3 separate regions of the Homo sapiens genome follow, and all the other regions are linked to region 3. A link is a loop called in an ENCODE intact Hi-C map of the cell type or tissue named here. Cell type or tissue: dorsolateral prefrontal cortex. All regions are shown on one strand. Region 1 overlaps ZSWIM5 (zinc finger SWIM-type containing 5). Region 2 holds the start of ZSWIM5 (zinc finger SWIM-type containing 5). Region 3 overlaps LOC105378691 (a long non-coding RNA gene).

The links. A loop is a pair of places that touch in the nucleus more often than their neighbours do. Peaks named below come from ENCODE experiments on the same cell type or tissue, not always from the same donor. Only the 100,000 strongest peaks of a DNase experiment are listed, where the experiment ranks them.
Region 1: it touches region 3 in a loop (7-fold over the local background); 107 of 110 quality-filtered maps call a loop at or near these places.
Region 2: it touches region 3 in a loop (6-fold over the local background); 21 of 110 quality-filtered maps call a loop at or near these places.

The regions. Positions count from the first base shown.
Region 1 is chr1:45,017,516-45,020,015 of GRCh38, reverse strand. It overlaps ZSWIM5 (zinc finger SWIM-type containing 5), which reads left to right. Exons shown (of 14, transcript NM_020883.2): 14 at 700-2,500. The coding sequence ends at 1,562. Among named protein-coding and RNA genes, the nearest start is that of UROD, 6.5 kb to the right of the region's middle. In dorsolateral prefrontal cortex, CTCF peaks have their summits at 997 and 1,199 (motif pointing left); a DNase peak (open chromatin) is centred at 1,185; H3K27ac peaks cover 1,043 bases.
Region 2 is chr1:45,204,985-45,207,484 of GRCh38, reverse strand. It overlaps ZSWIM5 (zinc finger SWIM-type containing 5), which reads left to right and starts at 880. Exons shown (of 14, transcript NM_020883.2): 1 at 880-1,729. The coding sequence starts at 1,135. RefSeq lists silencers at 654-1,073, 1,274-1,433 and enhancers at 502-1,401, 1,402-2,302. In dorsolateral prefrontal cortex, no CTCF peak of the experiment used is centred here; DNase peaks (open chromatin) are centred at 1,014 and 1,724; H3K4me3 peaks cover 2,391 bases; H3K27ac peaks cover 2,489 bases.
Region 3 is chr1:45,299,124-45,301,623 of GRCh38, reverse strand. The region is part of intron 1 of LOC105378691 (a long non-coding RNA gene); the gene reads left to right. Among named protein-coding and RNA genes, the nearest start is that of LINC01144, 3.5 kb to the left of the region's middle. RefSeq lists a silencer at 1,093-1,387. In dorsolateral prefrontal cortex, CTCF peaks have their summits at 957 and 1,157; a DNase peak (open chromatin) is centred at 1,223.

The sequences.
Region 1 (2,500 bases), 280 kb after region 3:
TACTCTTGGGACAGGACAATCAATCCTTAGAGCTCTCATATTCCTATGAGATCTTAGGTCCATCAGGAGATGGCCTAAGAAAGGATGGGGCTGCTGGTAGGAGAAGGTGGCCTCTGTTCAGCCAGCCCAAGCCCTGTCTTCACTGCTTGAACCATATCCTGATGTCAGCAGCCCTTGATCCTCTCAACAGAGACATGTCTAAGAGAATGAATTTTCAGTTGCTACTCAAGTGCTCCCTTGGGAGGTAGTGGGCCCAGTGGTTTGGTCCCCATCCCTGTGCATGCTTGTAAAAAACTCCAGACAACTTAGAGGCTCAGGACCCTTTCTAAAGCCCAAAGCCCCAGCACAAGACTCTACCCTGAGAGGCCCCACTTCAGCTAGAACCCCTGGCAGATCTGTAACCCATGCCTCAGGGCAAGCAAACCCCAGGCTCTACTGTCCCATCCTTGTGAGGGGCTAAGAGCACCTGCAGAAACCTTCAACTCTCTGACCTGGGGAAAGAAGGGATAGGAAGAGACCCCAAACAGGGTCTGGCCATCTGGGATGCTCCCCTTGCCCTGGTTTGCCTCATATCATCTCAAGGTTGCTGAGGAGGAAGAATTCATCTCTGCAGGCCAAGTTCAAACCCCAAATGGTAATCTGGGTAGACCTGAATCAGGACCCAGATGGCCACGGCTGAGCTCAGGCTCCCCCTGACAGGTGTGCGGGCCCTGGTGAGCATCTTGCAGAGCTGGTACACACTCTTCACCCCTACTGAGGCTACTAGTATTGTAGCTGCCACAGCCGTATCCCACACCACTATCCTGCGCCTCAGTCTTGACTATCCACAGCGGGAGGAACTGGCTAGCTGTGCTCGCACACTGGCTCTACAGTGTGCTATGAAGGATCCACAGAGCTGTGCCCTGTCAGCCCTTACACTCTGTGAGAAAGACCACATTGCCTTTGAGGCAGCCTACCAGATTGCCATTGATGCTGCTGCTGGTGGTATGACCCATTCACAGCTGTTCACCATCGCCCGCTACATGGAGCTCCGTGGCTACCCGCTACGTGCCTTCAAGCTGGCCTCATTGGCCATGAGCCATCTTAACCTGGCCTACAACCAGGATACTCACCCAGCCATCAATGATGTGCTCTGGGCTTGTGCTCTCAGCCACTCTCTGGGCAAGAATGAGCTGGCAGCTCTCATCCCCCTGGTGGTGAAGAGTGTGCACTGTGCCACAGTGCTTTCAGACATCTTACGACGCTGCACAGTGACTGCACCTGGCCTGGCCGGCATCCCAGGCCGCCGAAGCTCTGGAAAGCTCATGTCCACTGACAAAGCTCCATTGCGCCAGTTGCTGGATGCCACCATCAATGCCTATATCAACACTACACACTCACGCCTAACACACATCAGCCCTCGCCACTATGGAGAGTTCATTGAGTTTCTAAGCAAGGCTCGGGAGACCTTCCTGCTGCCCCAGGATGGCCACCTGCAGTTTGCCCAGTTCATCGACAACCTCAAACAGATCTACAAAGGCAAGAAAAAGTTGATGCTGCTGGTGCGAGAGCGCTTTGGCTGAGAGAGCAGATAGCTCACTGCCAGAGCAGCCTGGGTTCCCAGGTAGTATCAGGTCAGGCCAAGGGCACTGAAACATTTGTCCACCCTGAGAGAACTCTGAGCACCTGTGGATGAGGCCAAAGGACCACAGGGCTAAGGATGGGGAAAGTCCAGCTCTAGTCGATAATGCCTACCTTGGCAAGCTTCTGACTACAGCCTACTGTTCATGGAGGAGCTGGGCCCTGCAGATCGACCAGAAACCCCACAACATGCCACCTCATGCCCCTATATCCTGCGTGTCCTGAGCATTGGCCCTGTCTCCCTTGGCAAACACAGAACACTGTTCCATCTCAGGGATTGCTTAACCAGAGAAACAGACACATTTGTGGGACTGTAAATACTATATGTGTTGCTAATTATTGTAAACTTGTAACTATTTATAATTCTGCTTCTGATTTGATGGGCACTTGAAGTAGCTGTGGGTAGGAGGATATGCTTATTTTCTGAGGAGACTCACAACCATTTCTCAGGTTTCCCTTGCAGAGTGTTTGCTGGTAGCAGTGGAAGAGTGGGGGTGCCAAGGAGAAAAATGGCCAGTTAGGATCAACCCAAGTCTAGTCTATGCAGAATCCCCCACCTACAGACAGGGCATTTATAGTCCAGTGGTGAGTGAGGGACAGAGGCCAGGACTGGACTTAGACTTTTGCCTCACAAAACTGTGAGGACATTGAAGCTCCTGCCTCACACAGCCTCTTCAGGAGCCTGCTGAACACCTGAGAAACAAGTGCAGGGAGAAGATGAAGGTCTGGGAAGCCGCTGAGTTCATAATATTCATCTACTGTGGTCACCTTTGTGTTAGCAAGTGTGTGGTTTCATCTATAATTGTGTGTGTGTATCTTTATGGCTAAGTACATGTGTGTATGTACATAGATACATCTGTGCATGCCTGTTTGTGCACAT
Region 2 (2,500 bases), 94 kb after region 3:
CAGCAAATTCTGAAATAATCTGAGCTTTCTTGATCGAGCAAGAAACAGTAACTTACAATTGCGTGTTGTTTATGGAGTTAGTGATGAAGCTGCCATTCTTGAGCACCCACTATGTGCCAGGCAGAGGATAAATTATAGTGAAGGAAATAGACATGATTCTCACTCTCATGGAGTTGACAGTCAGACATTAAACAAATATATAAAAATACAACTATGTAAAGGTGTAGAAGACTGAGCCAAGTGAGGAAAACATGAAAGACCTAATTCAGATTGGAGGTAGGGGATCAGAGAATTCTACCAAAAAACACGCAAAAGTGTTTTGTATTCTAGGATGCAAGGTGCTAAACCCTCCAAAAGACCCCACCAGGATGCAACCCCCGTGGCGATAAGATCTTGATGCCCCATTGTCAAGGGGTGGTGCGACTTTGTCCCACTCTGGGGTGGGGTGACCGCCGGCTTTATCCTACATTGTTGTGGCGTGAGGTGAGTTTTCATCATCCGAACTTTCTGATGTTTTCCCCTAGTGTCTTCTTTCCCAGCGTCTTTCTGCCAGATCTTCCGCTCTGCTGTGACAACCTCCTGTCACATCAGTACCGTTGGAGCTGGATTGTTTTTTTCTCCTTGTACCCCGCGAGCCTATAACTTCACGGAGGCGGCTCCTTGGATGGCTTATGGCCCCGCCATTTCATTCAGTCACACAGTCCATTCCTGTCTGGCCGGCGGCAGGTGGGTTGGAGGTGCGCGGGCGGGCGGGCGGGCGTGCGAGAGCGTCCGGCGCTCCTCTCCCCTCCGCGGTCGCCGGATCCGCGAGAGCGCTCGGCTCGCGTTCTAGGCTGTTTGCGCCTGGAGCGCGCCGCGGGCCCGCGCTCGCTCCCGCCTGTCTTCGCGTCCGCGGCGGCCAGGACACCGCGCGCCGCCTCACGCTACCCTGCAGGCCGCCCGCGTCTGCCCTCGCGGCGCGCTCCCGGGCCCGGCCGCGGTTCCCCACTCGGGCCGGCTGGCTCGCGGGTTCTCTCGCCCCGCCCCCCTCGGCGCCACCGCTGGGCGCTTGCGCGGGGCGCGTGGCCGTGGCCAGGGTCTCCGCCGCAGCCCGAGCAGCCGCCGCCGCCTCAGTCAGTCAGTCAGTCCCCAGCAATGGCGGACGGAGGTGAGCGAGAGGAGCTGCTCTCGCCGTCACCGGTCTCTCCGGCTAAGCGGCAGTGTTCGTGGCCCAGCCCGCAGGCTCATCACCCTCGCGGTTCGCCTGGGGCAGCCGGCGGAGGGGCAGGGGGCGTCGGCAGCAGCTGCCTGGTCCTCGGGGCCCGCCCCCACCTGCAGCCGGATTCCTTACTGGACTGCGCCGCCAAGACGGTGGCGGAAAAGTGGGCATACGAACGGGTGGAGGAGCGCTTCGAGCGGATCCCGGAGCCCGTGCAGCGCCGCATCGTCTACTGGTCCTTCCCGCGGAATGAGCGGGAGATCTGCATGTACTCCAGCTTCCAGTACCGGGGCGGCCCCGGCGCCGGCGCTGCTGGCGGCGCCGCGGGGGCTTCGCCGGCCGAGGAGGGGCCGCAGCCACCCCCCGGGGCCGCCGCTCCGGCCGGCTCCGCCCCCGGGGGCGTCGCGGCTGGGGCATCCCCCGGGCTGGGCGCAGGGGCCGGCGCGGCCGGCTGCGGTGGCGAGGGGCTCCCGTTCCGCCGGGGCATCCGTCTGCTGGACAGCGGCTCCGTGGAGAACGTGCTGCAAGTCGGTATGTGCTCGTCCAGGCGTTCTCGGGTCCTCAGCCTCCTCTTCCGCGGGTGCCTCTTCTCGGCCCGAGCCCTGGGGCCGAGACCCCGGCCTTCTGCCCAACTCCTGTACCCCTGCCGAAGGACGAACAAGTCACAAAAACTTTTTTCAACCTTTCACTCAGGTCCACCACTGCTCTTTCCTCCACTGACCCTCTACCCCAATTTCTTTTTGTTTGAAGAGTGAATAGATCTCTCTTCTTCACTCTTTCTATTCCCCACACCAAGGCAAAGAGAATGGGGAGGTATGACTTTTTGGATGTAATAATTTCAGAAATGTGTTGTCCTAATTTAAGTTTGGAGAGGAGAGGATTGTTAGTAAATCTGGAACAAGCGGTTTTAGAGGGAGCGTTTGAGGGACAGACTGTCAGAGGCAATCTATAGCCCTAGCCGATTGAGTCTCGATGAAATTAACACTGGGAAAAAAGCCCCAACAAAATACTGCATGTTTCAGACAGTTTTAATTGTCTGCGTTAGGATTTTTCCCCTGGACCGGTGATGCTTGGGAATCTAGGCTGCGGACTAACAATAACCGAAGATGGAAATGTGACAGCTTCTCCTCCACACCCCCACCCAAGGAAAAAAAAAAAAAAAGCCATACAATCTGGAGTGGGGGTGGGGTCTCTCTTCCTTGTCAGACTGGGGTAAATCAAAAGCTGGTCACGCTGGGTTTTTCAAAAGCTTCTCATTTAACAAGTCCTATTTGCTTTTATCTTTTTGTTATGGAAAAATAT
Region 3 (2,500 bases):
CCTCAACCTCTCCAGCTCCTCCTGCCTTAGCCTCCCGAGAAGCTGGGAAGCTGGGACCACAGACACACCACCATGCCTGGCTAATTTTCCTTTTTTTTTTTTTTTTTTTTTTGAGACGGAATCTCGCTCTGTCACCCAGGCTGGAGTGCAGTGGCGTGGTCTCAGCTCGCTGCAAGCTCCGCCTCCTGGGTTCATGCCATTCTCCTGCCTCAGCCTCCTGAGTAGCTGGGACTACGGGCGCCTGCCACCACGCCTGGCTAATTTTTTGTATTTGTAGTAGAGATGGGGTTTCACCGTGTTAGCCGGGATGGTCTCAATCTCCTGACCTTGTGATCCGCCCACCTCGGCCTCCCAAAGTGCTGGGATTACAGGCGTGAGCCGCTGCGCCCGGCCAATTTTCCATTATTTCTTACCAACGGTCACCTTTCTTTTCCTCCCTTTGTCCCCACCACCTTCTGTACCACCTGGACACTGCAATGATATTCTAATTCTAATTGCCTCCCTGGCTTTAGGCTTGCTACTCTTTTTTTTTTTTTTTTTTTTTTTTTGAGGCAGGGTCTCACTTTGTACCCCAGGCTGGAGTGCCCTGGCGTGATCTCAGTTCGTTGTGGCCTTGACCCCCTGGGTTGAAGTGGTAGGCTTGCTACTCTTTAAACCAGCTTCCACCCTGTAGCCAGAGTTAACTTTGAGAAATGCAGATCTAATTATGTTACTATCCTGCTTTTTAAAACCTTTCAATAAGTTCTGATTGCTCCTAGGGTAAAGACAGAAACTTTTTCCATGGTTGATTAGGCTCAGACAAACTCTCCAGCTTTTTTTGGTTACCGCTGTCCCCTTCTCCATGCCATAATTTGTTTCTTGAAGGTTTTCTGTTCCTTCGCACTCAGGGCTTTTTTCTTTGCTGTTTTCTCCATCCTGGAATGCTCTTTCTTTCCCTCTCACCTTAACCTGGCTAACACTTTTTCAATCACCAAGCCTCAGCATAAATTTCACTTGCTTGCGGATGCCTTCCAAGACCCCTGAGACTTATGCCCAGTGTTGAGAGCACAATAAATATATGAATATGTTTATTCACATTACATATATGAATATATGAACCACAATAAATGTATGAACGAACCACTTACGGGCCAAGTGGGTGATTCTTAGGCTGCAGTTTTTTCATATGACCTGTAGATGTCATCATTGGCCTCAGCTTAACTCAGTCTAGGCTGAGTGGTCCCCAGCCTGGTGTGTTCATCCAGCAAGTTGGAAAGGTTGTCGAAAAGCCCAGCTTCTTCCCACAAGGTCTGATACCTTTCCATCTGTCCTGGCCAGCTGCCTTGATAGGGTGACCAACCATCCCAGTTTTCCCAGGACTGAACTTTCAGTGTTCCAAGGACAAGGAATTTTCAGTGCTAAAGCTGGGATAATCCCAGGCAGGTGGGAGAGTTGGTCACCCAACCACAGTCAGAAGAGCCAAAACTCCCATATCTGACCTGGAGCAAGGTCTATGCCCAGCAAGAGGGCTTAGCTTCAACCCAGCCAAGCCCCTCACAGCAACATCTGTGGTGGGCAGACCCTGCATGCAGCCTGGTGATTGTAAGAATTAAGAGAGAAACAGTATTTACACTGTAAATAAATATAAAGAGACTCACCTTTGCCAGGCAATCGCTACCATTTAGTGAGTGCCACTGGGTATAACACACTTACACATATTGTTTCTAATCCTTATAGAAATCCTAAGAGTACAGTTTACTCCCTTTTTGGAAATGAGAAAACTGAGACTCAGAGATTAAGTAACCAGCCCAAGTCACACAGGTGTTAAGTGGTGAAATTCAAACCCATGTCTGTTCAACCACAGAGCTCCTGTGATTTTCCCTGAACCTGCAGCCTGGCCATTTTTCTGCTGCTCTAATCTTCATTTGGGAACCCAGGGATATGAATGGGAAGCAAGAGGCAGGTGTGGGTGGAAGGGGTTGAGGAAGGGGGCCTGTGATCAGGGCTTGGGGAAGGGGATGGGCACATGGCATTGACAGCTTGCTTGTCCTTTCATGAGTGGGCTCTGCCACCTTGAGCTAAATGTGGACATAGCCTGGGGACATCCAGGGAGGCTCCTTCATGGGCCCTTATTCTGACACCAAGTTGGGTTCTAATTGAGGAGCCAGGGCTATGTTTCCCAGAGTCCAGGATGGACCTAGCCCACTCTCATATGATTGCAAAGGGACTTCTGGACATGGGAGAGCACGAGAGTTAGCCATAAACTGGAGGGACAAGTGCTGGGTGGGGGCTGTGACCAGGGTCATGCTCAGTGAATGACTGCAGTTAATTGTATAGCCAGGCTTCTCTCCTTCCCAGGGACATTGTAAGGCTGAGTTTTATTTTGCCCAGGCAGTCACTTAGGAATTGAGCTGCTTTTGAATAGTGAACAAAAGTTGCTTTTGTACAGGTATGGACCAAGGCCTGACTGTGATGGGCAGTGGCCTGGCAGCCAGATGTCCCCTCCACAGGAAGTGTAATA